2 separate regions of the Homo sapiens genome follow, and region 2 is linked to region 1. Evidence: chromatin loops called from intact Hi-C (ENCODE). Cell type or tissue: A673. All regions are shown on one strand. Links, peaks and the distances in the headings refer to the core of each region. The heading gives the core; the rest is flanking DNA.

Evidence for each region. Peaks named below come from ENCODE experiments on the same cell type or tissue, not always from the same donor. Only the 100,000 strongest peaks of a DNase experiment are listed, where the experiment ranks them.
Region 2: a loop joins it to region 1, with 2.6 times the contacts of the local background. A loop is called at or near these places in 7 of 110 quality-filtered maps.

What each region holds. Positions count from the first base shown.
Region 1 is chr2:155,370,195-155,387,252 of GRCh38, reverse strand. The region is part of intron 1 of LOC105373699 (a long non-coding RNA gene); the gene reads right to left. Among named protein-coding and RNA genes, the nearest start is that of KCNJ3, 680 kb to the right of the region's middle. In A673, for the core only: a CTCF peak has its summit at 9,895 (motif pointing left); no DNase peak of the experiment used is centred there.
Region 2 is chr2:157,326,576-157,343,633 of GRCh38, reverse strand. It overlaps a transcript of ERMN not described here. Among named protein-coding and RNA genes, the nearest start is that of ERMN, 9.3 kb to the right of the region's middle. In A673, for the core only: CTCF peaks have their summits at 7,097 and 7,299 (motif pointing right); a DNase peak (open chromatin) is centred at 7,313.

The DNA.
Region 1 (17,058 bases), core at 6,080-14,079:
CGTTTTCCTATATTTTATGTGTCTCATCCATAATTATTTTTGCTAGATTGATCAGGCTACCTCAGTGATTTAACAGCTGCTCACTGCTATCAATTCAACAAATCTTCCTGAACTGGCTGATTGGATCCTTCTGAGGTGCTTTAGTACTGGGATGTGTTATACAATAACAGATAAAATAACTTTTGTAAAATTTTAGGAGGTTCACTTCTCTTCCCAGCTTCAATTTTTGACATGAGAAGTCTATTGTCATAAATACTGAAAGATTTCCAAACCAATGAAATGTGTAAGTAAGGATTGGGTTAATTTGCTAAACTGTCAGGAGTTTTAGGTTCAGCCGTCTTCTGGTTTTGTCTGAGCCTAGGTCAGCTCAATTACGTTTGTGTCCAATCACGTGCCAGGGTTATGTGTTTGATGCTTATTGCGGTTATTTTACTTTATTTTGATCAAGAAGCACAAACCAAAACCCTGACTCCAACCAACTGCCTTACAAATGCAAAGAGAACACTGCACCATCCTTCACCACAATCAGAGAAAAACCAAAACACACATACAAATTCTAGCTTAACATATGTCTTTACTTACCAAGAAAAGCACACATAAGTGGTTTGTTCCACCACCCTGTGACTCTGATCCTGGCAAGACTGTAAGAGCAGCTACCACTCAGTGAACTAACCCCTTCAGATATTGTGATTTCACTGTGATTTTAGACATTGTGACTCCAGGGGATCACAGGAATGGATGGAAAATGAAGGGATGTGGCCCAAATGATGGGGCTGGAAATATTTTCTGTGTAAATGACAAGAAATCTCATACAACAAGAACCAGTTTTTCCTTACATCAAGATATAACTTCTACAGTGCAATTTTGAGGTCGAAAATAAACCTTATATGTTTAATTTTAAGGTAAAGATTCTAAGAACATTTGACATAAGTTAGTAACCTCTTCAGAAATAAATAGGCTGGAGTGCAACACATATCATAACTTATTTTTTATTAATTGAAGTTAATGGAAAATTTTCTCGTTGTTTAGTGTGCTTGTATTTATTGTCAATAGTTATCTCCCCAATACTCATTTTCTATAAGAGCTCTGGCCAATTATCTATAATGTATTTTGGTGCCTTTGGAAATAGTAATTGATACTAATTATTTGACAGAACCACTAGAAAAACTATTTAATCATAGGGCTGCACATTCACATTGCAAAAATCTTTTGAATTCTTTACTCCACACCTTCTGCTAAATATATTTTAAGTTTATATTTTTACAGAAAAGGGTATTTGTGAAGTATTTTTTTCCTAATAAAATTTTAACTTGAATGATTTCTGTAATCTGTTGACTGGGCCTTTAAAAATTGATGTCCCAGGAGTCTGTGAAACTAAATCAGAAAAAAGGAAGCCTCACTGCCTTTTAGAATTCCAAAGGTCTGGCCCACAGCTCTATGAGGTCAGGAGGTGGGATTAACCTCTCACATTCTAGTAATGGTTTTAGAAGGACTCTCAAAATTCACATATGATTAAAAACATCCAACTGACTGGCATTCAAGAAGAATATGGAAAGTAAATTTCATTTGTTTAACAGCTCTATCTAATGGTACTATGCCAAGCCACCTCAGCCACAGCCATGGATTATAGATCCATATACCTGTCTGTCTGTCGTCTGTCATTTCTCGACCTTTCATAATGTGGCTATAGACGTTGTTTAAATTTTTGTTTCTCAAACTAGAAAAGTTCTTGATATCATCTTTTCTAATTTCCTCATTTTCTGGGGTGCTAACATACAGACAGACTGTGTGTCACATACTTACAAAATATATAGAATACTGTACTTAACTGTCTCAACAACACTAAGACTTATAATGATTATGTCAACTGAAATATCCACATTGTAAATTATGTGGAAGAAAAATATTTCACAGTTGGTTTTTATAAATTTATCAAAATAAATACCATTTTATCTTATTTGTACATTCCATTAAAAAGAAAATATCTTGGACTGTATGTTGAAGCTTTCCTCTGAGGGTCATATAGTGATACGTGATTAGAGTTATATTTATATTTTTCTTAAAAAGGTAAAATGTTCTTCTACAATTTGGCAAAAGGTTTATAGCATTGTAAAAAATACTGTATTTGGCTATCTCCAAAATTGCTTTTTGTGTTTTCAGATGGTAGATCCTGGGCGGGGGAGGCAAAACTAATTATAACATTAACTATACCTAGTATGAGTGTATGACTCAGCTAAGAAAAGTTATCTGTTTGAAGACTACACATCTTAACACATTAAAAAATGTGCTATAAAATGTATTAATTAGTCATTGTTTTACATGACCAGAGCTTTCCTCCCAGAGGGTGGATCATACAACGTTTACTCATGGTGATGAGGCCATCTGTTATCTCTTTCCATCAATACTATGAAAATGAATATGAATTATGACTGGTATAGAAAGTAATAGCTATTCTCATTTTCTCATAATTCAATATTGTTTTGTTCAGTCAGTGAGGACTTCACTGCCCTGCCCTGCCCTGGACTGCTGTGCCTTACTACCCAATGAGAACATTGATTTTTAACTAAGAGTGGGAGTAGGGGTGTGGTGAGGGCACCAAAAATCTCTGTTTAAAAATACTCATTTCTACTCTCTATCACCAGAGAATGTGATTTAGTACGCTTAGGAAAGTGTCTTGAATTCTATATTTTTGAAAAAATATTGATTTTGTTCCATGCCAAATTTAATAATGTTAGGGTATTTTAGAACAATATTGATAATGTTAGTTCACATTACTGAAGATAATATTAAAAATATATTGAAGATACATATATTATCCTTTTTCTACTGCCATTCAAGATATTATCCCAAACACTCTGTCCAGTGAATTAAGTAGTTAATACTTTAGCCCCCTTTGCTGCACCGAAGTGTTTATTTTCCCATCATAATTATATAGATATCACAACCCACAAATTATGATTTCCCATGTATGCTTAAATCATCATTGTAGTATAGTTTTTAGATTGATTCTATTAAAAACAGAAAAGTAGTAATTCAAATGAGTTTTGATACAGGAGTTCTTTTACACACCCATTTTTAAAACACCACAACCTCCATTAACTTGGGCAACAAATCATTTATCACCATACCACATTGTGTCACAAATATATTCAAGCATAAGGATTATCTGGTCCCATCTCAGACTCTCTGAAGGATAGGCAAGAAAACCTTTATCTTTAGCTAATGCCCCATGTGGTTATTATAACTAGACTACTCAGGAAAATAATGAACAAGAATATAAGTTCCTCAAGAGTGGAAATGACAAAGTGTCCAATATTATGCTACTATTTAATATTTTTTTAAATGAGAGAATCAAGAGTATATGAAAGACTGTACAAATGAAAGAAGAAATGAATGATGGGCACACAATTCCACAAGTATTAAATAAATACCTTTCTGTTAATGTAGTTAGCTAATTTAGCCCTTGATTTATTGAGCAATATTTAACACATCAAGCAAAGTAAAGCAAAACATGCAAGTGACTAATAAGGAATTTTGTGGAGGTGAGCCCTCTGAGCTGACCTAGGAACTGAAAGATGCAAAATCTTTTCATCAGTCAGCTTTGGCCTTTATAAACTAGCAGAGTAGTCAGAGAAAGACTGAGCAAAGCTGAAAACTGTAGATTACATATTTTGATCGGCATTTAAAAGATCAGTTTATCAATTACAGGACCTGTTTAGAACCATGTGTGTATGTGTGTGTATATTTGCTTACTGATCTATAGAAACATATTCATTGTTTATCAATACAAATAATTTGCAACATGAGGTTTATTTAGCTTTGTCTACATATAATCGCTATAAATCTATGGCCTCTAAAATATCTGAACTATTTTATTCTTTTTTAAATAGTGATATGTTAACACTGTGCTGGGGATTTCCTCAGTTTGTGTAACAGAATACAATGAGAAGGTGTGCTGAGATTAAATGGAAGAATGTGTGCACTTGTGTGCGTAGGGTCTTTCAAGAGTGTCTCCATATGTATGAAGTTAGTAGGGAAGAAAGTCAGAAAAGAGACAATGAAATAAATTGATGAAAGAGGGTAGCAAGTGTAAGACAGAGGGCAAGTGTGTCCCGAGATCATTAAAGTCAAGTCAGGGAGATGAGAAATGAGGAGGCTGGAATGTGCTGTGGAAGCCTACCCAACTCTCTCCTGATCTGTCCCTCTGCTTCGATTCCCAGACATCACACTGCCTCAGCTCCTGCTTTCTCTCTGATGTGATTCCATGTAAGAGATCCAGCACCTCCCATTCTGTGTCTCTTTTTTTCTCACTGTCTGATGGCTCTTGAGCCTGCTATGCTGCCATGGGAACCTGTGGGAGACAGTAGGTGCCCATTACATTTATTCCCTTTCATCCCTTTTTGAAAATGAATTAAGCGTTTTCTGTTTAGGCTGGCATAAAAATGTGTTCTGACTCCAGAGTCCTAAAATTTGCACATTCAAGATATTTAATTTAACATTGAAAAGCAAGAAACATGTGGCTGCTAACAATGTCAGCCTTGAAAACCATACTCGCAAATCTTGGTCATTAACAAATATTTACACAAGTATGATCCCTGTCAGCAGTCAATTTCTTCTGTTAATGAGAAATAGCTGAGACTAAAAATAGTGGCAGTATATGTATCATCATGACTAAAATGATAGGCTCTAAAATCATACGTATGTGGGTTCAAATTCTAGAACTACCAAAATATGTGACTTAAAGAAGTTATTTTACTTTTCTAAACCTTGGTTTCATAAATCTGTAAAATGGATTGTCAGAACAGGATAGTCTAATTAGATAAAAGAAAGAGGTTAAATTAGAAAGTTTATGTAAAACACTTATTACAATGTCTGGTACACTAAATGTTCAATACATGTTTGATATTTTTAATAGCAAAATGCTCTGTCCTAAGGAAGGTAATTTTGGCAATAAAAGAGTCAGTGTTTTCATACCTATCAAAAATTACATACACACACATCCTCTCTAATTTTAATGCCATTAACTTGGAATTTAATTCCTTGTCACTACATAACTACATATAGCTGATATATTTATATAATGAATTCATTTCCAAATAATCCTATAAATGAGATAAGAAAAGACATTTTCAACAAGTAGAGACAAACTGAGAATAAATAATTCTCTTTTAAGGTTACATTTTGGGATCAGTGAAGTCAAATGACTTGGTATTTTTATCATATAATGCACATGATTTGAAGAGGAAATTAGTTTGTATACATGAGTATTACATTGATTTATTCCAGATATCACCAATCTTAATTAAAATATTCTTTGATCAGAGTCTTTCCATTTCTCATACAGAAACAAGCTCTGCTATTAGAATGTACACTGCACTTTTAAGGTTTTATTTTATATTTGATATACAGAGTAGTTATGCTACAAAACAGGATTTTATGTCATTCATAAAGAGAAGTGAACTGAGAAAAGTAGTTTTTTGGCCTTTTTAATGCTATTACTATGATATTTCAGTGCTCATACTTACCATATCTAATTAGTAAATTGCACAAATACAACAGGAGTTTGAATAACATGTTATGAATTTTCATTTGTACACATGTGGCTTTTGGAGCTCTGCCATTTCCTGAAATAGGAAGATTGTTCTGAATAGTAAACAGTAAGATTTTCTGTTTTAGCTCCAACTTTAATTTGTATCTGGCTTGAGAAATGTGATCAAATTATCTAATCAAAATCTTTGACACCGTCAATGGGCTTTTTAAAAATAAAGACAATATTGAAATGAAGCCTGCAAATTAATCTCATTATCTGCATAAAATTGAATTGAGGACTAAAATAGAGCTTGTGCCTGGCAAAGTTTAGTTTTCAAAGATGATGTTGACACACACATTTTTTCTGTTCCATAGTGGTCCTTGGATTAATTTCAAATCTGATATTTAAAATGAAATAAAACGAAGACTAAGTATCTGATCCCAGAGCAGTCGTTTTCAGTTTTCTCCATCTCAATGAGATAGGACAATTTTGCATGTGTGTATGTATGTGTGCGTATTATATCTATCTATAAATATACCTATACATATATTTTATAGATATATAGATATACATTTTCATTAAAAATATAGACTTCTTTATAAAGAAATATATTGATAATAACAAACATTTCTGTAAAGACCTGTGTGTGTGAGATACCTTGAGAATAAAATACCTAGAATTGTTGTCACCTTGATCTTCAGATTCTAAATGCTTTCCATTTTTACCAAAATGTCAAATTATTTTTTGTGTAAAAGAGAAGGCACTCCTTGCAAACTGCCAGATTGTATACCTGATTGTTAAATACTGCCAAATTTTTGAGGCAGACAAAACCTAACTTCTTATATTCATGAGAAGTATTTATCCCACCAGAAAGATGTGCAGGGTAATATCACCTTGAATTTATAAGAATTGACTATCAAAATACTTAATTACTCCCTTAAACAGTAGCAAAGTCCAGGCAAGTTTTGGTAGTATCATTTTACAGATGAGCAAAATAGAGATCTGTGATGTTAGAAGCTAGCGAAAGGTAACATAGCTAATAAAAATGGCAGAGATAGGAACTAGATTATCAAATTTTGGTCCCAATATTCTTTCACTGTGCTTTCCTACCCTCTGACATTTGTGCCTACAAAGCAACTACTTACTTCTCACCAGCTATCCCTCAAGAGAACCTTGTGTTAATGCAAAGTGAACTTGTTTTATAAAATCAATAACACTATTAATGCATTGTAGGCTTTTTAGTGAAATAAATTTATAAGCCTAATAATTAAAGATTATGTCTACCTTAACCCAATCCTTTTCTGAGGGAAAACATCATCAAGGCAATTCATACAAATAAAATTGAATAATGCTTACACGTGAACCCCTGTAATTTATAAGACAACACATTTTTTAAAAAATTTAAAGTCATGCTAAAAGAAATTACATTTATAAAGCCATCTAAATGTCTTTTGAATTTGTCTTAAAGCACACTGTCATACTTTAAGGCAATATTAAAACAGAGTTGTAAACAGGCAGACTGCAAATAAAATGGCCATTGGTTATCATGGTGATTGTAACAGAATTATCTGCTGTCAGGAATTTATTTTTAAAAACTCTGTGAGAAGTGAATTCAGAATTAATAATCAAACAATGCAAGTGGTGGTCTGGGTTGTTTATTTCAGCTTCTCATTTAAAATATATTTAAAAGATTAAAAACGTGTCAGTGTGATAGACAAAATAGTTTTGCCAAGTTAGATAGACATACATACTAAACATTATATTAAAAAATAAAGAAAATTATATTACATGTAAACTTTTTCAGACAAAGTTCTATGCCATGTGAAGGCACTCTATTTTCCCTAAGGGTGCTGATATAGATAGCTCTATTTACAAGGTTCAATGCAATGTATATCTCTTTCAAGCTTCAGGGATAAATTTAAAATTGATAGAGAAGTAAAGAGCTAAAGCTAGTGTATGTGAGTGTAAGTGTCCACATCTAAGTGTGTGTGTGCGCCTGTGAGAGAGAGGAAGAGCACTAATGAGGAAGCTCGGGAGATAACCATTTGAGAAATACACTGTAGATTATCTACACTGTAGGAACTTAAATCATACTCATAGCAGTTCTTTAGGATGTTCAGGGGAGAACAATAACAATGGAAATATCCTTCAGCAGACTAATGTTTTTATGTAGCTTATATTTTTTTCTTCAAAGAATAAGCTTCCTTTTTTTCTACAAAGAAAATGAATACTTATCACAAATTATATTAAGAAAACATTTATATAAAGTGACTTTGGAATACTGTACTAAAAATCTTTAATTTGCTTCATGTAAAATTTAAATTAAGGAGCTGATCAGAACATTGGCTAGTAGAATTACAACTGGGTTTCATTTTCAACATCAGTATTCGTTAAGCCACATTATAAATTATAAAACCATACAAATACACAATATTAAAATGGTTCTCTCATTCACAGTTTCAGTAGTTACATGTGCTCTCTCAGGAAATATAAATTTGCATACAGCCAAATTCTGAATCAGGAAACATTTTACTTTGTGATCTTCAAATGCATCAAAAGGAATATGAGAATGTAAACAGGAAGAATTATTTGAAAACAAGAATTATTTGAAAATATTGGCCTGGAGAAAACTATTTTGCTTTTAACATCTTCGTAAGCCTGTATGATATATGAACAAATTTCTGAATTAATTAATAACACATTATTTTACAAGGTAAACAGACATTCAAATTTGAGCTTAAAAATCTTGACCCTGGGTACTTTGTCAAGAAAGTTCTCTAAAATCTGTTAAATATATGTAATTATATTACTGTACATTTTAGTACTATGAGTGTTGAGAATTGTAGCTAATAGGATCTGCCTTTTCCTTCAAGTAAGTGATGATTGTAGGCTAACTTAGCCAGCCCTTTTTTTTTCCAGTTTCCTCTTGCCTGTTAGCAGTCTAACAGAAGTTTGCATTATATTATAAATTCCTGCAGAAATTCTTCTGCTTAGTGCATATTAATGCCAAATAAAATTATCATGTGTAATCTTAGTTCTTTGGATGTAAAAGGACTGTAATATTTACATGTAGTTCATTGTTTATAGTGAACTATTAATTAATTAGGTGGCTTATATTGTTGCTCGCTCTGCCCTGTGGTTTCAATGTTCTCTTCATAGGAATTGAAGGTATGTGTTCAGAAGGTTTCTGTTAGAAGAATGTAAAGAGTTCATTTTTCAGATTCATGGGAAAGTACAGATTTGGGGATGGAGGAGGGCATTTGAAAAAGAATAAAGTAGCAATCCTAGTCAGAAAGTATATACTACAGCTGTATTGCAATCTGCCAAAACAACTGTGCCCTATTATGTTAATAAAACAAAAATATCACTTTGTGATGTGGGTATTTCCAGCATCCCTTCTTGTAAATAGAAACCACCACCCACAATGCATTGTACTTCTTGTGAAATATGCAGATGCGATGTACAGTAATCACACACAGAATGTGTGGGTGATGTCACCTAAGTGTGGGCTGGGTACACTTTACAATGCATTTTGGATTTGTATTCATTTAAAAACAGCATGGTATTGCTTTTTGATAACACTCATAATGGAATGGTTTTGCTTCTTCAGTGGGTTTTCACTTAGAACAGGAAAAGTGCTAGATTATGATAACATAAGAAAACAAAGCTAAGGCCTATTCTGGGGAAGAAAATGGGTTGCTAGGCTTATTGAACTGGTCTTGTTGATCTTAAGGAAATAAATAAAGAAGTAAAGAAGAACCTCTTTCAATAGAATGTCACTTAACTTCATTTGCAGTATTCATGGAACTGAATCATAAAAATATCATGTGTTAGCATTGCCCTGTATGTCCCATGGCCTTCATTAGCTTACAGGAAGCTCAGTGGAAGCTTGAAAATACTAACAGAAAAAATGACAGAAATCAGGTATGCTGTCCTCTGGTTTTGCTTTAAGATAATCGTAATAATAAAAGTTTGGGTTAGGCATCCATTTATATGTGAAAAGTAAAGAACACTGAGCAAGGCAGAATCCAGAAGCCAAGATATAGCCAGCGATGTTTAAGAGAAAGAGCCCCGGCTGTAAATGTGCACAATATTCCACATTATATACATGTCATTTCTGAGTACTGTTGGAACGATGCGGTGTCAAATCTGTATGACAGATTGAGGTGAAAGCTGGGAAGAGAGAGCTTGTGAAAAAGCAGCCCTGACTGAGTGGGGCATCCTATAGGATTTATCCTGCAGGCTAAGTAACCAGCTTCATCTCATAAAAGGAAGAGGAGAACCGGGATAATTGTCTACTAATTTAACTAGCTCATTTGGTCATTGTATTATTTAAATTGTATTCAAGTGTAACAATGCCATCTAGTGATGAGATTCTAAACTGATCTTTTAACTGAAATCCTGGTTAAGGTTAGAAGGCAAGTGTTTGGCTATTAGATAGCACTTTAACTTAATATTCTATGAAATAATAGAGCACTCCCAATGTCTGTTTTAGTGTTAGATAAATTATCCATACAAGATAACACAAAGGACAAAATGAACTCCCTCCCTTTTTTGCCTTTTTATGCAGCCTTATTTTTATGTGGGAAGTTCATGTTCAATAGTAAAACATCCTATGATTTTCCATCAGTCTGTGACCTGAGTTTATAGCATCTCTGATATTTTCTCATTCAATAGATCTTTACAATCAATTGTACTGAAAGCATATCTTTTATTTAACCTTTGCTTTTCGAAAACAGTATTTGTAAAACTTTAGCTAACAAAATGATCATTAGTTATTTCTTTTCTTTTACCCATCTCCACTTTTTGCTTCCAGCATAAAACCAGCTCTTCTAAAACATGGAGGTCAAAGTTCTTCAAGATCATAATTCATGTTTCTCCATGGCAATGACTACTTATCACATCATCCTGTTAAAACTTGAAAACAACTTATACCTTTATTGAGAGAAATATAAATTTATAGGAATACACATTTTAATTGTAATTGCTTGCCTGAAATTTGGGCAAAAGTGATTTAAAAATAAGAACTGAAATAAAAAAAGAATAAGAACTAAAATCAGTGGAAATAGATTTTAGGATTATCTTTACTATTAGTTAATTATATAAGCTTAAATTTAAGAGACAGGTTCTTCGGCTTCAGTTTCCTCTGGGAAAAAAAAATGTGTGGATCTGACAAAGTAATCTCTAATATATTTTCCACCTACAAACTTCTGGGCCCGTTAAGTAGCTGATAAATAAAATTTTTAAAAGAGTGGAGCAACAGGAAGAGTTGACTTTGTTCTACTTCTGGTCTTTGTGGCTGCACTCCAAGACTTTGAACTCTTCTTCAGCAGATGTTTAACAAAATGTGTTGTTTGATAGATTATCCTTAACACTTTAGGCATATCATCTATAGGCAGGGAACAGAGTAAGGGAAGATATCCCAGTGCAGGATAAAAATGTATAACATTCGAAATATTGCTTCACATCAATTTTTATATCAGCTATATTCTAAAGTGTTTTATGTAGACATATGACCCCCAAAATTGAAAAAAAAATGTTATGGTATAAAGATGTTGCATCACCCACTTTCCCCTCACTCAATAATGTGTAATGACATGGTACCTTTCTTTTTTAATGTTTCATGCAGAAAACAAATTTTATATTCCAATCCCTAAAATTTCAGATGATATTACAAAATTTTCTCAATTGTCTAATATATAAGCTTTTTCGAACAGGAAAGGTGCTACCTGATGCCATGGAAACCTACATATATTTTTAGTTTATATGTAGAAAAATTAAAATATCCTGATTTTAATAGTAATAAACAGATACTAAGACTCCCTTTCTGATAAATAAATTAAAAAGTCAGCATTATATCTTCTTAAAAGAGCTAAGGGTCATTTGTTATTCACTTATTTTTTGTTCTGTAAGTTTCCTTATGTATCTTTCATCTTATCCACCATAGTAACAATATTAAAATAAATAGCAGATTTTTCTTCAGTTTAACTATTATAAAATGAAGTTACTTTTAGTATATTGTGATTATTTACCTACTTATTTTTAGTAGTTGCATATTCTAATTCAGGATTATTAGTGAAGAATAGGTGAGTGCAAGTCCAAATTATTTGTCATATATATATAAATCTGTACTCGGTTATAGGAATTTTTTTTAGTAACAAACCAAACAACACGAAAACATAAATAAGGCAGGTATAATCTCTGCCTGATAATGTGACTTGAGAGCAAAACTTGGGAAATTACAGCTCCCATTCCCAGTTAAAAGACAAAGACCAAATACAATAAAAACAGATATGCGTGTGGTCCAATAACAATGTTAGGAGCATACCTGTTGGATTTCACAATAAATATTTTCGTTGAAAACATTTATAAACTAAATTGTATATTGTTAAAGAAAATATTCATTAAATAATTAATTAAAATCAAGACACATTTTATGTTTTAAATTCTTCCTCCAACTTTTTACACTTTGTATTTTTCTTTCTGCACATGCTCTCTCTTGCTTGTGCTCTCTCTCCTCCTTTTCTTTCGTTGCTTTCTTTCTATATTTGTTATTCTTATATGATTTCGAACAAAATATATAATTTTATTGATAAATTATCTGGTTTTATGAATTTTCTTACTTTGTTATGTTTTTTGGCCTGAGCTACAATAACAGCTGTAAATCCATAAGACTTTGAATAATAATGCATGTGAAGAATTTTAATTTCTTTGAAAAAAACTTATTTATTTGAGGTTATTAGACATTATCATTCTGATAACCTGCGAGATCTTATAAATCTGATTTTTTTGGCTTTGTCAAAGCATTTTTTTTTGCTTTAATACATGCCAGTTTATTTCCACAAATTGTTCATGAGAATGAAAAACTGGCTGATAATTAGTTCACTAACATATTTTACAAATATTTACTACAATCAAATTCACCCTCTAAAATCTCAATATAAATTTTAGGATATATTGAATCATTTTGAAAAACCACAACCTCTCTCTTGCTGCTCTATCGATGTGGTGCCTAATTACTACTATATTTACTATTTATTTCACCTAAACGTCTCTATGGTTATAACAACACAACCTTGATTTAACCAATTAACAAGTAGAAAAATCAATAAAACAACTAGATGTTTTTCAATATATTGCCACAAAAGATATTTAAATTTGTGTTTTTTTTAAACCTGACCTCAACTGTTATTTGAGTAGCCTGATAATATTGATAAGTTGCAGTTTTGTGTAGTAAACAGAACCCGTATGTTATAGACTCTTGGGATTGAAGCAATAGGCCTAGCTTATCTGTAAAAGGCATGATTATACATTACTAAGCTACTCAAACGATTGATTTAGTAGAATTACAGAGAATAGAATTACTCATCTAATATGTTTGCTTTAAAGATGGCAAATAAATTGGTTTATGGGAAAATGTTTCATTACTCAAACTGCTGTTTTTTAACGTTATCTAGGAAGATTGGTAACATACAACCAGTGAAAAAGAAGAGTTGCTAAAATAACTAATGAAGTAAATTTTATAAATGTGAATAACTTAGTCAAAGAAGGTTCCTGCCATCATCATCCTGGGATTCAACTGTTTGTCAAAGATCTCAAGAGTACCTCCTTCATGTATATGAAATAAATTTAACCGTGTTATGAAGTTGCAAATAATTTACATACTGACAAATATGATTTTTGAAATCACAAATTCTATTATTTAATTAAAATAATTTATCAATACATTAATTTTCTTTGTGATTGACTTTGTAGGCTTCTATCCCTAGAAAAAAGTTAAAAAAAATCCCAACAAAAAGAAGGTATTTACATTCAGTTTTATTTGTATATTCAAAAATTCTTGTTACTTTCTAAGACATTAAAATAAGATTATACCTAAAGTAGCAAAATTACAACAGAAAACTTTTGTTCCTTTTTTTTTTTTTGATTTATTTAGCTCACCACTCAGCTAGCCAAAAAGTGTCTGAAAAGTAAGGGGAGTCTACACTGCTAGCTAGTCATGACATGGACAATTTAGCGATGTGATACAGGAAACAATTTTTTTAAAAAATAACATGTAAATGAATAGTTCAAACAAATTATGTTAACATTTCTTTCTTATCTTTAACTTTTTAAGTTACTATAAACTATTCTTTGATTTGGTAGCGTACTTCATCATTTCTTTCACTGATCATTTTCTTTTCCCTCTTTTCCTTTTTCTGAACAAAAATAAAAGTAATTTTAGAAAAAAATTGACTAAACTGTATTTTGCTGTATATGTTTCAAATAATGGTTATTATTACTAATGACTTTAAAATATATACATATGAGAAAAATATCAATAATTGGCAAATGAATCTAGAAACATTCCATGAGAGTATATGTTTTAAATATAAAGAATTTTTCACAAAAAAGTATGTGAATGGACCATGATTGAAGTTCAAATGATTCTAGTAAATGGCCTTAGATATAAACTTAGTTTCTTATAATTTTCCATTGCTTTATTACACTAACGAAACAGCTTTAGTTAGGGTTCCTTATAATGTGTAGCTCCACAAGGACCTATTTTTTATACTTTGGCTCCATCTAGTAGAAACTGAGGAAATTACTTGAAGATGTGACTTCCCTTTTTGTAGGACTTCGAGCTGCATGTCATGGTAATGGAAAATAAAATAAAAGATGGCAAATAACCTGCCTTTATTATAATGTGGCATGCTTTTATTTGAAAATGTAAACTACTATTCTATATTGTGTCATATGCTTTTTACCTAGAGTAAGTCAATTGTTTACTATTTTAACCAAATTCAGGATTTTGCTGTCTTAAATTTTGAGAGAATAAAAATGGTTTTAATTCTTGTTCCATCACTTTCTCCTCCAAGGTTCTGGCTTTATAACAGCATAGAGTCAACTTTCCTTCAAGATAGAAGGTAAAAAGTACTTTTACTACATTTTCAACTCACACGTGAACTAGCTGAGACGTTTATACAACAGACATGGAAGCCTGTTTAAAGTTCATCTTTGATGGGGAGCAGGTATCGGCTAAATTTTAACGAGTAATCATAGCAAGGTTATAGACTTTTTCATATTTTAAAAAATTACCAATACCTTAATAGTTCTTGGATTCTCATATAAAATATATTTTCTTCCTTTTTTGTTGCTTTTTTTTTTTTTTTTTTTTTTTTGGTTCTTGAAGGTCACAGTAGTTCCTTGACTGCTAAGACTACAATATCTGCAATAGAATGTGTGTTTTCTATAATTGCTTTAAACAGGTAAACACCAGTGCTCTAATCAAAATGACCATTCAATCTAAACAGAAAACTACTTTTTTTTTTCCAGGAGAACATGTAGTATTTAACAAATGACATCCTAAGGTTGTAAAGGAATGGATAATTTAAAGTAGCTAATGGGAATGACAATGTTAGTTGTACTGCCCCAAATCTAACTGCCAATAAGAATGCCTCTGTAGTTTTACCACCTGAAATACTTCCAGTATAGGCAGCTAATCTAACCTGCAACACAGCCAATTCAATCATTGCTGACACTTTCACCATCAACACTGATCACTGTCGCTCAATCAATTGTGTCATGAGGAGCCATTGATTTCAAGATGGCTAAACTGATTGGATAACCATGAAATGATTCAACTGGTTAGTGCCTGTACATATTTCCATACTTTGCTTATTGGTGGGAAGCACAGTAAATTTCAGAGATGTGACTAGTGAACCGGTTTGACTATTTAAAATTGCAATGCAGTCTTCTGAGTAGAGAGAAGGTCATTTCTTTTGAAAGGAAAACTTTTTGAAAAACGCAGTGGCTGTAAAAAGTTATGCTACTCTCAATTTGATTTTGAATGGCTTATAAAATAAACTTTTTATTTTAGAGCAAGATTAGGGTTACATAAAAATTGTGAAATTCAAGTTCCCTCATATTGCACATCCAATTTTCTCTATTACATTAGTAAATAATACATAGATTCATAAAATTCTCTCTAATTTGCTCAATTGTTATTAAATGTTTTCATCAATTGGACTCATAAAATTGCATTTTATTAAAAAGGGTTATTTTACTCTTTGTTAGTGTTATGCAAATCAGCTTTTATGCATTCTTTTTAGGTTTCGATACCACACAACTTTCTGTAAGTTGTTTTTTAAAAAGCAATTTTTGGCAATATAATATGTGCAAACATTCAAGTCATTTAAATGTACCTAGTATTCTGCCTTTAAATGTTTGGCAAAAACTAAGTAAAAAATACCTTTGACCTATATCAGAATAGAAGATGAAAGACATTTTAAAAGAAGTACTTCATAATAAAACATCCTGATATACTGGTGTAGAGCTAACATGTGATAATCATCAATGAACATTTATTTTTGTCACTATAAAAATAACTCATGCATGTGTAAAAAAAACTCTGAACAATACAAAATTCTATAAAATAAAATATAAAAGTTCTTCCACTCTTAGTCCCATTTTCTAGCGTTAACATTTTATTTCATTTTTGTTCTTTAGATTGTCATCAAACTCTAAATACTATGTTTTTACTCCATTTCTGCATATATCTAATGTAGGCAGGATTTACTGCAGCACAGATTAAAGAATTGAGCATATTTGTACTAACTCCTTTCATTTGTTCATGCAAACATTTAGTTTCCTTATTTGTCCTTATTTTTCTCTGTGAGGAAGATACTTATTTATTTCTGTTACTATTCACTTTAGCCTGTGTAATGACCACTATGTCAACTAAGAAACTGGCCCATATATATACTTCTCCATATGTGGTTCGATTCACTTTCACTTCTTGTGGGTTTTCAGATCTACAATTACTTTATGATTCAAGATTATAGCATCTATTTATTGCCTAAAATATATGCAAACCTTTGATAACCTGTGTTTATAAGTTGATTATAATAATTAAAAATTAATAAAGTAGGTTTATAATATAAAGATAATTTAATCATTATTGATAGCCATACCAAACCCTTTTTGACCTATACAAAATGAAACATAATCTTTATCATTAAGTGTGTATCATTCAAAAGAGAAAGTGCCAAGTATCAAGTTCAAATGAATTCTTAAGCTGTATTCATTGAATAAAATTACATTATGTTTTAACTTGCTTTGTAATAGTATTATGCTTTTTTGTAAAGTTTGTCACTTTACTTTGTTCCTCATTCCTTCTCTCTTTTTTTTTTCCCTTGGTGTGTGACTGACTAGGCATAAGAAAATCTTTCATTTTCTTAGCCATAGATGTGGTAACCAATTGCCAAAGTTTTCCAGGGTAAGTCTATCTAAATTTTGATTCTAATTTGCATTAATTTTTTCAAATATGTACATATACATGTCTTTCTATTCATTAAAAAGACTCAAGAGAGAAGTTTAAAAAAACACCTACAATTCTATCAATCATAAAATACTAGGAGTCATAACTAACTTTACTATTTTGCATATATATTTCCCAATATTCTGATTGCATATATCAAGAATGAGAGTAGCTATTGATATAAAAATGTCAATAGATAGGTATAAAATGTCAATAGATATAAAGTGGC
Region 2 (17,058 bases), core at 3,767-11,766, 2.0 Mb before region 1:
AAGGTTGCCTAAAGGGATTCCAGTAGGCTATTGTTGGGAGATGCATAAAGGAGCAGCAACAGGGATAGTTGTTTGTGTGGTGAGGGGTCCAAATATTTGGGGGGCAGGGGGTAGAATTGACATAAGGAGAAAGTTGCCTTTCCTTCCTTCTGGAATAAGCCTCTGTGACCTGCACATATACATCCAGGTGGCCTGAAGCAACTGAAGAACTATAAAAGAAGTGAAAATAGTCAGTTCCTGCCTTAACTGATGACATTCCACCATTGTGATTTGTTACTGCCCCACCTGAACTGATCAATTGGCCTTGTCACATTCCTTCTCCTGGACAGTGAATCTCAGGAGCTCCCCACTGAGCACCTTGTGACCCCCGCCCCTGTCCACAAGAGAACAACCCCTTTTAAGTCTAATTTTCCACTACCTACCCAAATCCTATAAAACTGTCCCACCCCTATCTCCCTTTGCTGACTCCTTTTTTTTGGATTCAGCTTGCCTGCACCCAGGTGATTAAAAAGTTTATTGCTCACACAAAGCCTGTTTGGTGGTCTCTTCACATGGACATGCATAACATTTGGTGCCAAAGACCTGGGACAGGGGACTCCTTCAGGAGACTCATCCCGGGTCCTCACCCTCACTCCGTGAGGAGATCACCTATGACCTTGGGTCCTCAGACCAGCCAAAGGAACATCTCACCAATTTTAAATCAGGTAAGTGGCCTCTTTTTGTTCTCTTCTCCAGCCTGTCTTGTTAGCCCTCCACCCTTCAATCTCTCCCTTCCTTAATTTTGGTTCCTTTCCTTTTCTGGTAGAGACAGAGGAGACACGTTTTATCCATGAACTCAAAACTCCGGCAACAGTCATGGACTTGGGAAGACAGTCTTCCCTTGGTGTTTAATCACTGTGGGGATGCCTGCCTTGATCCTTCACCTTGGTGGCAAGTACCACCTTCCCTGGGTGGCAAGACCACCTCCCCCCACACTGTGTCTCTATCCTCTCTTTTCTCTAAACTCACCTTTTAACTATGGGCAAACTTCCACCCTCCATTCCTCCTTCTTCTCCCTTACCCTGTGTTCTCAAGAACTTACACCTCTTCAACTCACACCTGACCTAAAACCTAAATGCCTTATTTTCTTCTGCAATACTGCTTGGCCCCAATACAAACTTGACAATGGTTCTAAATGACCAGAAAATGGCACTTTTGATTTCTCCATCCTACAAGATCTAGATAATTTTTGTCGAAAAATGGGCAAATGGTCTGAGGTGCTTGACATCCGGGCATTCTTTTACACATTGGTCCCTCCCTAGTCTCTGCTCCCAATGCAACTTGTCCCAAATCTTTCTTCCTTCTCTCCTGTCTGTTCCTTCAGTTTCCACCCCAAGCTCTGAGTCCTTTGAATCCTCCTTTTCTACAAACCCATCTGACCTCTCCCAGCCTCCCCAGGCTGCTCTTCACCAGGCCGAGCAAGGTCCCAATTCTTCCTCAGCCTCTGCTCCCTCACCCTATAATCCTTCTATCACTTCCCCTCCTCACACCTGTTCCAGCTTACAGTTTCGTTCTGTGACTAGCTCTCCCCAACCTGCCCAACAATTTCCTCTTAGAGAGGTGGCTGGAGCTAAAGGCATAGTCAAGGTTAATGCTCCTTTTTCTTTATCCAGCCTCTCCCAAATCAGTTAGCATTTAGTCTCTTTTTCATCAAATATAAAAACCTAGTCCAGTTAATGGCCTGTTTGGCAAGAACCCTTAGATGCTTTACCGCTCTAGACCCAGAGGGGCCAGAAGGCCGTCTTATTCTCAATATGCATTTTATTACCCAATCTGCTCCCAACGTTAGAAAAAACTCCAAAAATTATATTCCGGGCCTCAAGCCCCACAATAGGACTTAATTAACCTCTCCTTCAAGGTGTACAATAATAGAGAAGAGGCAGCCAAGCAGCAATGTATTTCTGAGTTACAATTACTTGCCTCTGCTGTGTGAGAGAGAAACCCCAGCCACATCTCCAGCACAAAAGAACTTCAAAACATCTAAACCACAGTGGCCAGGCATTCCTCCAGGACCTCCTCCCCCAGGATCTTGCTTCAAATGCTGGAAATCTGGCCACTGGGCTAAAGAATGCCCAGCCTGGGATTCCTCCTAAGCCATGTCCCATCTGTGTGGGAACCCACTGGAACCAGCTCACCCGGCAGCCACTCCCAGAGCCCCTGGAACTCTGGCCCAAGGCTCTCTGACTGACTCCTTCCCAGATCTTCTCGGCTTAGCGGCTGAAGACTGACGCTGCCTGATCACCTCAGAAGCCTCCTGGACCATCACAGATGCTTTGGGTAACTCTTACAGTGGAGGGTAAGTCCACCTCCTTCTTAATCAATATGGAGGCTACCCACTCCACATTACCTTCTTTTCAAGGGCCTGTTTCCCTTGCCTCCATAACTGTTGTAGGTATTGATGACCAGGCTTCTAAGCCTCTTAAAACTCCCCAACTCTGGTGCCAACTTGGACAACATTCTTTTATGCACTCCTTTTCAGTTATCCCCACCTGCCCAGCTCCCTTATTAGGTCGAGACATTTTAACTAAATTTTCTGCTTCCCTGACTATTCCCGGGTTTTGGCACCAAATGTCATGTCTGTCTGTGTGAAGAGAGTCTACCAACAGACTTTGTGTGAGCAACAAGGCTGTTTATTCACTTGGGTGCAAGTGGGCTGACTCCTTTCTCGGACTCAGCCCATTTGCACCCAAGTGAATAAACAGCCTCGTTGCTCACACAAAGCCTGTTGATGGACTCTCTTCACACAGACGTGCATGACATTTACATATTAGACCTGAAACTGGTAGTCCTCAATTCTTCTGTGTTTAACATTTATGATTGTCTAGGTGAAGATGTAAAGAATTTGGTCAGCCAGTTGAAGATGAATTAAACCAATAAGAACAGTGACAATATAAGGTGGCAAATTTGTGATACTATTAAACTGGATAATGACATGAATTTAACCAAATGTATCATATGAAGGATAACTTTAAGTTCCTGCTTTGGTTTCAAAACATATCTTTCATGGATAGGAAAGAGGAGCGGATCCTAACAATGACATCCATGGAAATGATGTGGAGCTCTGAGTCATCATTTTGGTTATCATGAGTCAAGAGTGGGGATCAGCTTCCAATATAATTAAAGTATCAGTTTGCCAAAGTGCTCATATCAGAGGCGTGTGAACCAGAGCAACTGCATCTTAAATAGGAGCTGGGTAAAATGAAGCTGAAACCTACTGAGCTGCATTCTCAGACGGTTAGATGGTTAAGGCTTTCTAAGTCACAGGCTTTCTAAGTCATAGGAGGTCAGCACAAAATACAGGTTATAAAGACCTTGCTGATAAAACAGGTTGCAGGAAAGGAGCTGGCCAAAACCCACCAAAACTAAACTGTCTATGAGAATGACCTCTGGTCGCCCTCACTACTACACTCCCACCAGAGCCATGACAGTTTACAAATGCCATGGCAACATCAGGAAGTTACCCTATATGGTCTAAAAAGGGGAGGCATGAATAATCCACCCCTTGTTGAGCATATCATCAAGAAATAACCATAAAAATAGGCAACCTGCAGCCCTCAGGGCTGCTCTGTCTATGGAGCAGACATTCTTTTATTCCTTTACTTTCTTAATAAACATGCTTTCACTTTGCCTTGAGGACTTGCCCTGAATTCTTTCTTGAGAGAAATCCAATAACCCTCTCTTAGGGTCTGGATTGGGACCCCTGTCCTGTAACACTTATAGGTATTAAACAAGAAAAAGACCCAATCTCAAATACACTGGGTTAAACCTTTCTTTAATGAAGGACTTTTTAGAAACTTTCATTGCTCAATTTCATCCATGCTTTTTCAAGTGGATAAAGAACCTGTATTATTTTTCAAATTTATTTGACCATAGATCTGTTTTGGAATTCTTGTTCTGGAATTTAACAATTATGAAAACACTAGGCAAGATACATAACCTCTGAGAATCTTAGTTTGCTTATTTATAGAATGGAAATAATGATTCTTATTTCACAGTCTTGCTGTGAAAATTAAATAAGGATAAGGTTAAAAACACGCCACAGTGCTGGGCAAATAAACAGTGCTGAGTAGATGTTGTTGTTTTTTTTTAAGTTTTTTTTTCTATTGGTTTCTGGACAAAACCTTTAAAAGGATATTTAGGAATGAGTCCTACTTATTTAGCAACTGGTATGACTTGGGCATTTACCAATGAAAAAGGACATTGGTCCAGGAACAACCCTTGGTTATTGATCCTAATGATGTCAGGAGGGTCCCAAGTGATGGACACTTGGTGAGAGAATTAGAACTATAGCTTTTTATCAACTTTAGTAAAACCATTTCCATATTTTAATTCATATTATATCTATCCCAGTATGTATCTGTCCACTATCAGCCTTGTATATAGGCAAATAAGAGTATGTTCAGAGAAGAATGTTTAATGGGGTGAAGATACGCACTGTAAAGGTATATGAGGATCTGCTAAAGGAAACAGAGATGTTTATTCCAGAAAGGAGAAGACTTGGGGGAAGGGGGTGGGCATGAAAGCTGTCTTCAAATATCTGTCTTCAAATATTTGATTGTCAGGTGGAAGACAGGCTAGACTCATTCTGTGTGTCTCCAAAGGGTTCAATCAAGAACAATCAACGTGTGAAAGATTTAGGGCATGAAAGTTCAGCTCTACACAAGTAAAAGTTTTCAGAACTCAGAGTAGTTCAAAGAATAGCTGCCCCCATCAAGTGCTGAATTCCCCATTATTTTAAGATGTTCAAAAAGGCAATAGTCAAATGCCTGGAATGGATGTTGTAGAGAAGATACAATTACAGTTAGTCAGTTTTATAGACTCAACTGAAAGATCCCTTAATCCCTGAGCATCTTTGGTTCTATGACCAAAAGATGGAGGTTCTTAGTAGTAATTCTCTCACTTCTGTAAACTATATGCATTATGTTGAGTTTATTTCCATCTTTAGCCATAAAAAAGAGAGTTTTAAAATGCCGAGATTTGCCTTAATTCTACACATAAACATATTTTATTTACATATTAATACCAGTTACTTTAGTAAAGAAGGAACCAAAGGAGCATAAGAAAGATTCAGAGACATACAGAGAAAGAAGGATGAGAGAAACCTAGAAAAAGGAGGGAAGCAGGCAGAGAGAAGTTCTCTTATATTTTCCTGGCTCCCTTGACTAATCTTCATGCCTTCACTGCTGCCTCATGAAATTTTCCACCTCTAAGAAATCTGGGTTTTTCATCTATAAAAGGAAGCAGTTGGGTGTGATACTTTATTCATTCAACAAACATTTATGAAGTACAAACTTGATAAGCAGGCACTGTGCTAGCTCTCTGTGTGTGATGCAAAGGCACAGGTCTTTGCTCACCCTCAGCTTCTCTAAGCCCATGTCATGTCAATGACAACACGTCTGTGATCCTGGGCTGCCAGGTGTTGCCTTTGAACAGCTCACAGTTGCATTCAGCCTGAAACGGTTTGCTTCAATCATCTCAAATGAATGGCTGGTTGTGAAAGGGCTGTGAAACCTGGAACATGCCATCTGCATGCATATTATTATTATCCGAAAGTCTGTGCAGAAGGAGCATGGGGGCTTAGACATGGGAAAGAAAACAAATCACTTTTGAATTGCCACAAATTTTTTCTTAGGAATGACTGTGAGTTCTGATTCCTGCCATTCTCTTACTCCTTTTCCTCTCTTCCCTCAGGATTTTGGATGGAAAAAGTGGCAAGTCACTCCTTAAAATTGGTTACAAAAGTCTGCCATAGGCATGAATTTTATTCTTAGCTATAAAAATCTCATGAGAACATAGCCTGGGAGATGCTACCCATTAAGTGATATTTCTTATTGTAGATGGTAAAAATGAGCTGTAACCTTTAGGCTTTCTGGTGCATGTTATTAATTTCTCTCAAAAATGGCCTTTTATAGAGGTTGTGATATTATTAAAAAAGAAGCAGAGACCATCCTAATCAAGATAAACTAAAACAACAACAACACACACACACAAACACACACACACACACAATGGTAGAATGCATCAGAAAGATAGTCAGTGACTGCCATATTAGTTACCTTTTCTCCCAGGGCTACCATTAAATAGAAAAGCACTACAGAAAAGTTGGCCCCTTATATGGAAGAGTTCTGTGTGATTTGGTGAGACAGTGAATTTTGCTATACTTTTAATGAAGTACAGATTTGTGTTTAGGAGCATAGGCTCTGAAGCTGGACTTCTTTGATTCAAATTCTGGCTTTGTCCCTTTCTATATAGATGACTTAGGCAAGGAGCTTAAACTTTCTGTGCCTCAATTTTCTCATTTATAAAATGATGAGAATAAGAGTACCTGCCTCAAAAAGTTGTTGTAAAGATTAAAGCGCTGTTGTATGAAAAGCTCTTTGACCAATGCTTGACATATAATAAGTGCTAGATGTGTGTGTTATTATTAATTATTCTTAGAAGTTTATTGTCACAAGGCTTTAAGTTCTTAAGTAATATGAATGAAAAAATTTTGTCTTCCAAGAGAGTTGCTGTCTTTCATTTATCTTTGGATTGAAAATTATAAAGTGTAGCATTGCTTATTAGGATTTGTACTAGAATCACCTGCGCACTTGTTTATAATGCACATTCTGGTCTGCAACAAAATCAGAATATCTGGGAGGGTAGTCTAGAAATGTGTATTTTAAATCAGATGCCCAGAGGATTCTGAGGCAAATTGGAATTTGAAGACAATGGAGTAAAGCAAGCATGGCTGTGTTAGCTTAATCACAGCAACAATTCAGTTTCTGGAGGGTAAATTATGCACCAGCCACTGGGCTCTTGGGATATGATCTTATTAAATCCTCACAAGAGGCCTCTGAGGGCAGGTTCTATTATGAGCTCAGTATTTCAGATCAGAAATTGTGGCTTTCACAATATCTGGGTTAAATGATTTGCTCAAGATCTGCTGGTGAAGGGCACATCAGGAATGGAATTGGGTCTACCTGTTCAGAACTGGTATTCCTAAACATTCTGAACATTTTACATCCTGTCTGAACCCAAGCTCCTCCTGTATTGAGGCTTTCTGTTTTGGGGAATGTGACGCATAATATTCACCTCCCAGTTAGTCAAGGATGACACAGATCCACCTCCACACGAATAATATAATAGCCAATGTATATTTTCCTGAGCAGGGGCTGTCCGTAAACAGCCAGGAGGGTGGGTGAAGAGCAAAGACTGGGAGAACCATCTTCTGTTGGGTCATAGTTTATTTCATTTTCTAACATCAACTCTGCCAGTAGGGGGCGTCTGCTAAATCGACACCACAATTCTATGCCGTAGGAAGCTCGATCCTTAGACTCTGAATCCCTAATATTTTTTTTAAACAGATAGAAACAGATTTATACAGGAAGAATGGAAAATAGGGCAAGGGATATGTTCAGATAAATGTACTGTCACACTCTAATGCTGGAAACCTCTAATTATTGCCAACTCAAAGCATATTTATATAACATAAACCATGAACCAGGTGCTATGCTTGTCTATACTGAAATGCAAAAATGAATCACACAAAGTCTGCAAAGACCTGAAAATATATTAATAAGTGGCACTGTTACTATTATTCACCTCTCACTAGGTGTCAGGCACTGTACCAGATGAGCTACATATATTTTGTCATGCAATTTAATCCTTTTAAAAACTCCACAAAGTAGGCATTTTTCAGATGCCCTGAGGCTCTGAAAATTTAAAAAATTGCCTAAGTTCAGGTAGCTTTTCAGTGGCAGAACTGAGATTTAATCTGAGGTCTTTCTATTGCAATATAATATTTTCTGGTAACAAAGTAAGACAATTGCATAAATTATAATGCAAGGCCAAATAATGAGGTATCATTAAAACAACATAAACATAAATTACTAAGGTGGCTCAAAGAAAAGTACAAGTAGAGCCTTTGGGTAAAAGTGTCATGAAGTATATAGTAGAGGATGTAATGTATGAGCTGGGCCTTGAAATGTGGCCCTGGCTTTGGTAGAGACAGTGAGAAGGATCCTAGGTGATGGTGAGGAGGCAGGCATTCCAGACATGAGGAAATAATAAGCCAAGACATGGAAATGGAAACCATGTTTGGAGATACAAAAGAGTTCACTGTGGCAAGGGTAGAATAAAGGGACTGGACAATTTGGATGATAAACCTAAATGGTAGTTAGATCCTGTTATAAGGAGTTTGTACTTAATATGACAAGCAATGGTAGAAAGGAAAAAGCTGAGTTTTTAAGTGTGTCTGTGTGTCGGGGAGCGGGGAGGAATTTGGGCAAGTAGTGAATCTTTAAAAAAATTTTTTTTTATCAAACACTATGAACCAGATAATGTGCTATCAGATTTATAATAATATCTTAATTATTCTTTTCTGACCTTGTTTAGAAGCTTGCTGTCAGAATATATTAATCTGGTGGTTGTGGGAATGATGGATGTAGGTGGGGAGAAGGGGATTAGAGATTAAAAGTGGGAGACCAGTTAGATGACTATTACAATGGTGCAGATGAGCAATTCTGAGAGCTTACATTTCAGTTATTGGGTAGATCCCACTAAGTGTGCTGCTCTTCCCACGCTTCTCTGAGTGGCATGACTCCTGAAGAGCATTTCTTTTCTGGCTTCAAGTTCTTGGTGGTGAGTAAGCTAATTATGGGGTATAGGTTTAAAAATCATTGTTCTCCTCATCTAAAATGTCACTAGAATCTGCACAGCTGTCCAATGTTCCTTTCTTGAATTCAACACAAAATCTTGACAAGAGATCCTGATATATCTGCACTTATTTTACTCACGGAGAGCGTATGAATTTTTCCTACTTACCCTGAGACAAAGTTTACTCAGCTAAATTTTCAAAGATATCCTAGGAGAAATTGTATTTGTTCATAGTCCTATTACTATCACTTTCTCACAAAAGCAGGCTCACAGCAGACTTGCTTTCTCTTTTTTTTTTCCTTAAGGAAAAATGTGTTTAATTATTTTCTTGCCTTTCTCCTCTGAAAAACAACATGTTGCCTTAACTGCTAGTGACATTCAAAATAGTTTGGGAGGAATGACGCTGACAGTGATATCACTTTCCTACAGTTCTGCTTCCCCAGGCGGACTGAAAATGCTTTCAAACTACCAAAGAGCGTGTATGCATATATAATTCAAAATTCTCTTTCTGTGGTTTTATAAATACCCACACAAATTCCATTTCTATCTATTTAACACTTACGGAGTCTCCATGAATAGAGAAACCATTCTTTCTATTTAAAATGCATCAAGAAATATCCCATTGTAAGTAAAACAGAATTATAATTGCCTAACTAAAAGCTATAGAGAGCCCAGTCCACTGGGGACACTCCTTTATCCATTTACGATGATATACTCTTAAAATTATGGCCAAGAGAGTGAGATGATTTTATTTTATGGGAATTTAGCCTTTCTTACGTGTACAATTGCTCTGCAACAGTTTAAAACACAATTCATTCTCTACTGCATGGATTCTTGTGAGATACAGATCTATAGGTCAAGGTCTACAGAGTCACCCCACTATTTTATACTCTCATAGGATCAGTTTCTACCAAGTCCATGCATTGGGATGTTTGTAGTGGTCACGGGCTGGTGCTCACACATGAATCTCAATCAAAGATGAGAAGGTGAAGCTGTGTTACTTACCTGTGTGTGTATAATTAGGGGGAATAGATGCCACTCACCATTGTTTTCCATGAACCCCTACCACAAGCCATTCTAAAGGATGCCAATGACTGAAGCTTTCCCCAGGACTACAGGAAGGAACAGGACTGAAATCATATTAGATGTGAACTCCATATCAATGGGCCAGTGTTGGGAGCAGGCACATCTCTGCAGCTACACTGCTTCTTACTGAGTAAAAAGAGCTCTTCAGGAATCTAACCCTAGACCATCTCAGAATCTGAATTTTAGAATTTGGCTTGTAAAAAGATCCATGAATATGTAGATGAGGCATGTGTATCTTATTCCTTCAGGAGACTTTCCTTCTCAAATAGCAATAAAAATAATATCATGTATCCACAGGTCTGTACCATCTGCCAGTCCTGTGCTAGGTACCTTGTGCCTATTAACTTTCATTGTTTTGCTGCAAGGTGTGTGTCATCAGCCATTCAAAAAGAAGAAATGAGTCAGGTGGGTTAAGTGACTTTCCAAAGCTACATGACTAGGAGTAATAATAATAGTAATTAACAGTAGTAGTAACAGTAGCACAATAAAAACACTTATCGAAAGAACACCTACTATGCCACATTGTGCTAGATGCTGTCCCTGGACTAATTCATTTCATTTTTACAGCAGTCCTAAGAAGTATATCATATTATTATCCACCTTTAACAGATGAGGGATCTGAGTTTGTTAATGTGGTGGGCATCTGCTACCTTTTTGTTTGTTTATTTTGTTTGTTTGCCCTACAGTCTCTCATTTTCTATGCCCATTTTTCTGCTCAGTGGTGGACACTGTCCTAGACCTGGACAATTGGAATATTCTCTCCTTTGTAGTCACAGCATCTGGCTCAGGGATTAGCTCATATCCCAAACTAGCTCAGTGAGGGCCATTCCAGGGACTTGGGCTGAAATTAATGAGAAAGAAAGGTTCCTTTCTTTTGCACCACTAGTTATCTTGATAATGCAAGCTTAGGGTTGCCAGAGGAATATTTGCCATGACCTAGGGAGAATCTACTTGAGAAAACTCCAATATAAAAGAAAATAGAACAATGAAAGCGGTGAGAGAGAAAGACAGGCAGAGAAAGAGAGACAGAGAGAACTTCTCAGAAGCCAGATTAAGTCCCATTTCTGTTTAATCTGTTTTGGATTAAATCTCTTTCACTGTCAACCAATGAAACATTGCATACAAAAAATGGACACCAAGGATGGGATGCAGATTATGGATCCAAGGATGGGTTGGCTCATTAGAGGAGCAATGGGAAGCAGTATAAATTCACCCATCCCTATTTGTGAAAGCTGACCATAATTACTATAAACTGTCTTCTGGAATCTTGATTCAAACCACTTCCTACTGAAGGTTAAATTTTAGAGACTTGTTAGAAAAATATCAGGATGCTGGAGGGTTTGTGATTTTCTTATACCTTTTATAAACTGTTACAAGTAAGTTTCAGTCAAACCTGGACTGTCAGAAAGCTGAGAGAGAAAATACAACCTTGCAAAGAGAGGTTTTTTCAGTGAACATAAAGCAATCCAAGATACTTGAGATTCAAAAATACATATCCTGTAAAAAGTTGGAAAAGCTAAATTTTCTGGCCTTTGCCAGTCCACGAAAATGAAGGCAGAGGCCGGGCAAGGTGGCTCACGCCTGTAATCCCAGCACTTTAGGAGGCCGGGGCGGGCAGATCACAAGGACAGGAGTTTGAGACCAGCCTGACCAACATGGTGAAACCCTGTCTCTACTAAAAATACAAAAATTAGCTGGGCGTGGTGGTGTGCACCTGTAATTTCAGCTACTCAGCAGGCTGAGGCAGGAGAACTTCTTGAACCTGGGAGGCAAAGGTTGCAGTGAGCCGAGATCTCACCACAGCACTCTGTCTCAAAAAAAAAAAAAAAAAAAAAAGAAAAAGAAAAAGAAAATGAAGGCAGAGAAGCAGGAAACTAGTAATTACTTTCTTATTACTACTGTAACAAATTACCACAGATTTCATGACTTAAAAGCAGCACCACCCCATTCAGTTCTGGAGGTGAGAAGTCTAAAATCAAGGTGTTGGCAGGGCTGCACTCCACACAGAGGCTTCAGAGGAAAACATTTCCTTGCCTTTTTTGGTTTCTAGAGCAAAGCTTGTCCAACTCATTGCCTGCAGGCTGCATGCAGCCCAGGACAGCTTTGAATGTAACCCAACACAGATTCATAAGCTTTCTTAAAACACAAAATTTTTTCTCTCACTCATCAGCTAGCATTAGTGTATTATTTTTCTCTCACTCATCAGCTAGCATTAGTGTATTTTATGTGTGCCCCAAGACAATCCTCCTTCTTCCAGTGTGGCCCAGGGAAGCAAAAAGATTGGACACGCCTGTTCCAGAGGCTGCTCACATTTGTTAGCACATGACCACTTCTCGAATTACTACAACGTCTTGCTTCTGTGTCACATTTTCTACTACTCTCTTTGACTTTCCTGCCTCCCTCTTATTAGAACTCTTGTGATTATTACATTGGATCCCATCCTATAATCCAGGATAATCTCCCCGTCCTTAATTTAATTAATCCCATTTGCAAAGTCGCTTTTACCAGGTAAGGTAACAATTCACAGGTTCTGGGGATTAGGATGTGGACATCTTTGAGGGTGGTCATCATTTAGCCCACAACAGTCAGCTAGAGGCATTAGGGACCCTCAGATCCACCCAGGTACCTCCTAATATGCACTTTCCTTGTGATCAAAAGAGACTGGTTACCTGGTACATTGTTTAAATCTTTGTTTTTGTTTTGTTTTGAGATGGAGTCTCACTCTGTTGCCCAGGCTGGAGTGCAGTGACACAATCTCAGCTCACTGCAACCTCTACCACCCAGGTTCAAGCTATTCTCCCCTCTCAGCCTCCTGAGTAGTTGGAATTACAGGCACGTGCCACCACTCCCAGCTAAATTTTGTATTTTTAGTAGAGGTGGGGTTTTATCATGTTGGCCAGGCTGGTCTTGAACTCCTGACCTCAGGTGATCCACCCACCTTGGCCTCCCAAAGTGTTGGGATTACAGTTGTGAACCATGGAGCCTGACCTTGTTTAAATCTTTGGATCCAAACAAGTACAAAGCCAATTCTGAATTTACCAGTCAAATTAGCTATTGAATTCAGTTTATGATTCTTTGAATTAGGTTTCTGTAATCTCTAACCCAAACATGCCTGATTTGTACACTTGCCCAAGGTCACACAGGAGCAGGCTGAATCTCTCCTCTTTACCCTATGAGGGTCACTGATGAGAATGCTCATTTGTCCTCTATTTGAAGGGGACTCTTAACTGTCAGCACTCTCCCTCCCAGCCTCCACTTCAGCCCATGTTGGCCACAGGGTCCTATGTTCAGGGCCACACTCTTCTCTAATCCTCACCAAATACTCAGCCTGTTTCTTCCAGTGCTTTTCTTTAAAATGATATTCACTGGATCACTAGAAGGCCAGGCTCTAGATGCTAGAGCCACAGAGATATACCTTTCCTAAGGTGTAAGAAATATTTTATATTTAGAGGGAGAACAGATAATTATCCCCTCCCCTGCCTCCAACATTGAAAAGCATGCTTCTTGTAAGATGCAGTTAAATTTTGAAATTCTGTTACATTAAACCCTTAATACTCATGAGCTACCCATAGACTTCAGTATTGGTTTCCTGGGATAAACCATTATTTACTTCAGGAAACTGTATCATTAGAATGGCAGCCATTATTCCATTCTTGGCATAAAAGTAAAAGGAAAGCATGAACATGGCACACGATAATCAATTTAATCTGATTTATACCAGGTGGCAGGCAATTATTGTTTTGTGAAATAAAATATATGGCTGTTGATTGATTTTGTTGTGTTATGATAGTCTGTATTTCTGTAACAGTTCACTTTAGCTGGGACGGCCCTTCAATTTGGAATTTTAATCCCTGAAGTGAACCAATTGGGATGATCCTGTCTCTTCAGGCTTGTTTAGGGTTGCACATTCCCTGGGTCATTGCTCTATTCCTTATAGAAAATTCTATGGGTTATTGGTAGGATTGTGACTGTTGTATGTCAGTCTGACTAGGCTAAACTAAATTTCCCTGAATTTTCTTTCCTGAATGATTCCTGAAAAAGAAACGTGAGCCAAAGTAAACATTGTTCTGTGAGCTTGGTGGGGCGGAAGTGAAGCAGCTATTTTGTAGCTGGCACACACTGCTGCCCGTCTGCTGCCTCACCTGGTGCATGGGCAGCAGCTGGGCCTGCAACTGTTCCACCTCCCTGGATCTTCCTCCAGCTTCTATGATCCTGGGCCGGGCTTCTTTGGGAGGGCATTCCAACCGCTAAGGTCAGAGGCACTGAGAGCCGACGCGGGTTTCAGTTTGCCCCCGTGTGTCCAGCTTATACCTGGGAACCCAGTTTGTTCTTGCTCTCCCCCTTTAAGTTTCTATCCATCATCCCTTCCCAACTTCCTGCCCTGCAGACTTCAGGCTCCAGCATCAAATGCAACAGCAGACATATAGAGGCAGCTTCACTGGCACCCACCATTGTGTAAAGTCAAATCCCTTCTGATTGATCAATCAATTGATCGATTGATAGATGGATTGCTCCATCTCTTAGTGGTTCTGCCTTTCCCTTCCAACCCTAATTGAAACAATACCCCTGTCCCAACTATGTAAGTCAATGTTTGTTTAAGATTGGCTTCAAGCTGCCAGGATCAACATTTTTCTTTTAAATGTATTTCTTGTTTTTATTCAGTGCTCTGTGACCATCTCTTAGCCATAACATTAGCTTGTGGCTTGGCTTTTCACATATGATTAAGATTAAAGATCAAGATTTTATGACTTTTCCCCAAATCCTGATTCTGGACCTAAGATAGCCTTAACATTAAGCATTTGGTATTGGACAAATGGAAAGTGAATATTTACATAATTTTATTTTGATTCTTTATATTCTTATATGAAAATCTTTTCATTACCTTTTTTTTGGCTTTAGATTTAATAATGGTTACATTTGTACAATGTCCTTTAGCATTAAGAATAATAACTAGGGGCCAGGTGTAGTGCTTTATGCCTGTAATCCCAGCACTTTGGGAGGCCAAGGCGGGTGGATCACCTGAGGCCAGGAGTTCGAGACCAGCCTGACCAACATGGAGAAATCCTCCCCGCTACTAAAAATACAAAAATTAGCCAGGCATCAAGGCGCATGCCTGTAATCCCAGCTACTCAGGAGGCTGAGGCAGGAGAATCTCTTGAACCTGGGAGGCAGAGGTTGCAGTGAGCCGAGATTGTGCCACTGTACTCCAGCCTAGGTGACAAGAGCGAAATTCTTCTAAGGAAAAAGCCACAAGATCCAGTAAACTACATAAAATAAAACAGTCATGTTTCATACAGTGAACATTCTGCAATTGTATTTGAAGTAAGGATGATAGTGCAAATTCTAACATACTTTCTAAGTCATAGGTTGTTACAAATAATGGGAGACAACTTACCTCTTTATGAACAAAATAGCCTATGTTTTATCTAGTAGTTGGATAGACTCATCTTGTTGCTAAATGTGTCTCATGTTGCCGTCTACTTGTAGGAAAAAATAATACACGTTACAAACCATTTACCCGACCTCCATTATTCCCTAGGGCAGCATAAAAGCATGTTTTTAAATAAATGTAAACACATGGTTAGCCAAGGATGACAGAACTCTGGATCATTTCTCTATCTTTCCAAAACTGAAATAATTTTAAGGCCATAAAAAATGTCACAGCATGGTTTTAGAAAGAAGGCAATCCAAAAATAAAGACACGAATTCCCATAAAAGCTAGGCTATGGGTATGAGGTGCCCGTTGCCATGGGGTAATAGAAATCTAGGAGTAGGAGAGACAATGAATCTGAACTGTCTCAACTTTGCTATGTCCCTGGATTGAGGTACTTGGCAGCCCCGAGGGAACGGAGTGATTGGAGGCATGACCTTTGGAGCTAATGTATTTCTGTACTCCTGTGTTTATCGCAGGGCATTTGGTTGAATTAGTGCCACTTCCTGCCCTAAGGATCTCACAATCTAGTATGTCCCCATTTGTTCCTAAGCTTGGTCTTAGTTTCTGCATTCTCCCATATGATTCCACTCAATATCTTCTCAACAGTAAGCTTGTAGTTGAATTTCTTGGGAGGACGCTCCCAGAACATCATCCTCAGCAGCTGCAGGGTGTCTCTGGGGCAGGTCTTGAGACTGCCTTAGGCTCTCTGCTGCCCTCTCCTGGCCACAACTGTCTCTACTGCCAAGGTGCTAATGCCGAACCCCTGTGGGATCTCTGGTCCAAGGAAACATCTGCACACAGGCCAGGGATGGCGCTTAGCTTCATCTGTGCTGCAAACTCTCATCAGTAGGCTTGCTGGCTCTGTGACCTTACTAGCTGAACTCCTTAATCTCTCTGCACTTCATTTTTCTAGTCTATAAAATGGAGATAACAACAGCACCTACCTCAGAAGACTGTTATGAAGAGTAAGTGTATTACTATTTATGAGTCAATTAGGACAGTAGCTTGCACATAATAAGTGTGATATGAGCGTTTGTTAAAACAGTTAAACAATCAAACAAACATAGAATTAGAGTGCTGACTAGAGAACAGCTGGTGATGACGCGGGAGGGAGATCTAGGATCTATTAGAGATGTCTTCCAAGGACAAGGGAGAGGGGATTATACAAGAGTGAGGTGTTGTCCCTGATATAGACCTGAATGGGCTCAGCCCTAGACACACTTTTAAAGGTGATATGCTTACTACAACTCTTCAACACCTATTCTTCTTCTCTTTAAAAATGATCTGAAATTTATTCTCTTGGGGATAAAATTTATTGTATATATTATATATATAATATAATTCTTGTTATGTATGTGTATATATATAATTATTTGTGTATATATGTGTATATATATAATTATTTTTATTGCGTGCTACTATTCCAAGCCAGATGCTAAGTGCTGGGGACACATGTAAGCAAGTTAAACTGGCCCCTCGCCAGATGAAACTTAGTTTGCAGTTGGTGAAACAGACATTACAGAGATAATTGTGCAGTTGCTTATTTAGTTACAACCATGAAGAATACTCTGAAGGGCAAAGACAATGTGTAACAGAGTCCTGTCCTAATCCTGGCGGTTAGAGATAGTGTAGTTAAGGAGATGATATTTAAGCTTAAAAACAGAACTTAGGGAAGCTGGTCAGCCCAGGGCTTGGGCTTGAGGAAGAGAAGGGCATTTCACATAGAAGGAGCTGTGTGGGCAAAGGCTCTGGAACCATTTTGTACTATGAGAAATCCAAAAAAGAAAAAGATTTAAAAAGGAAGGGGTGGTCAGTAGCAGTCATTTAACATAATCACCTGTTTCTCCCAAGGGCAGATTGCA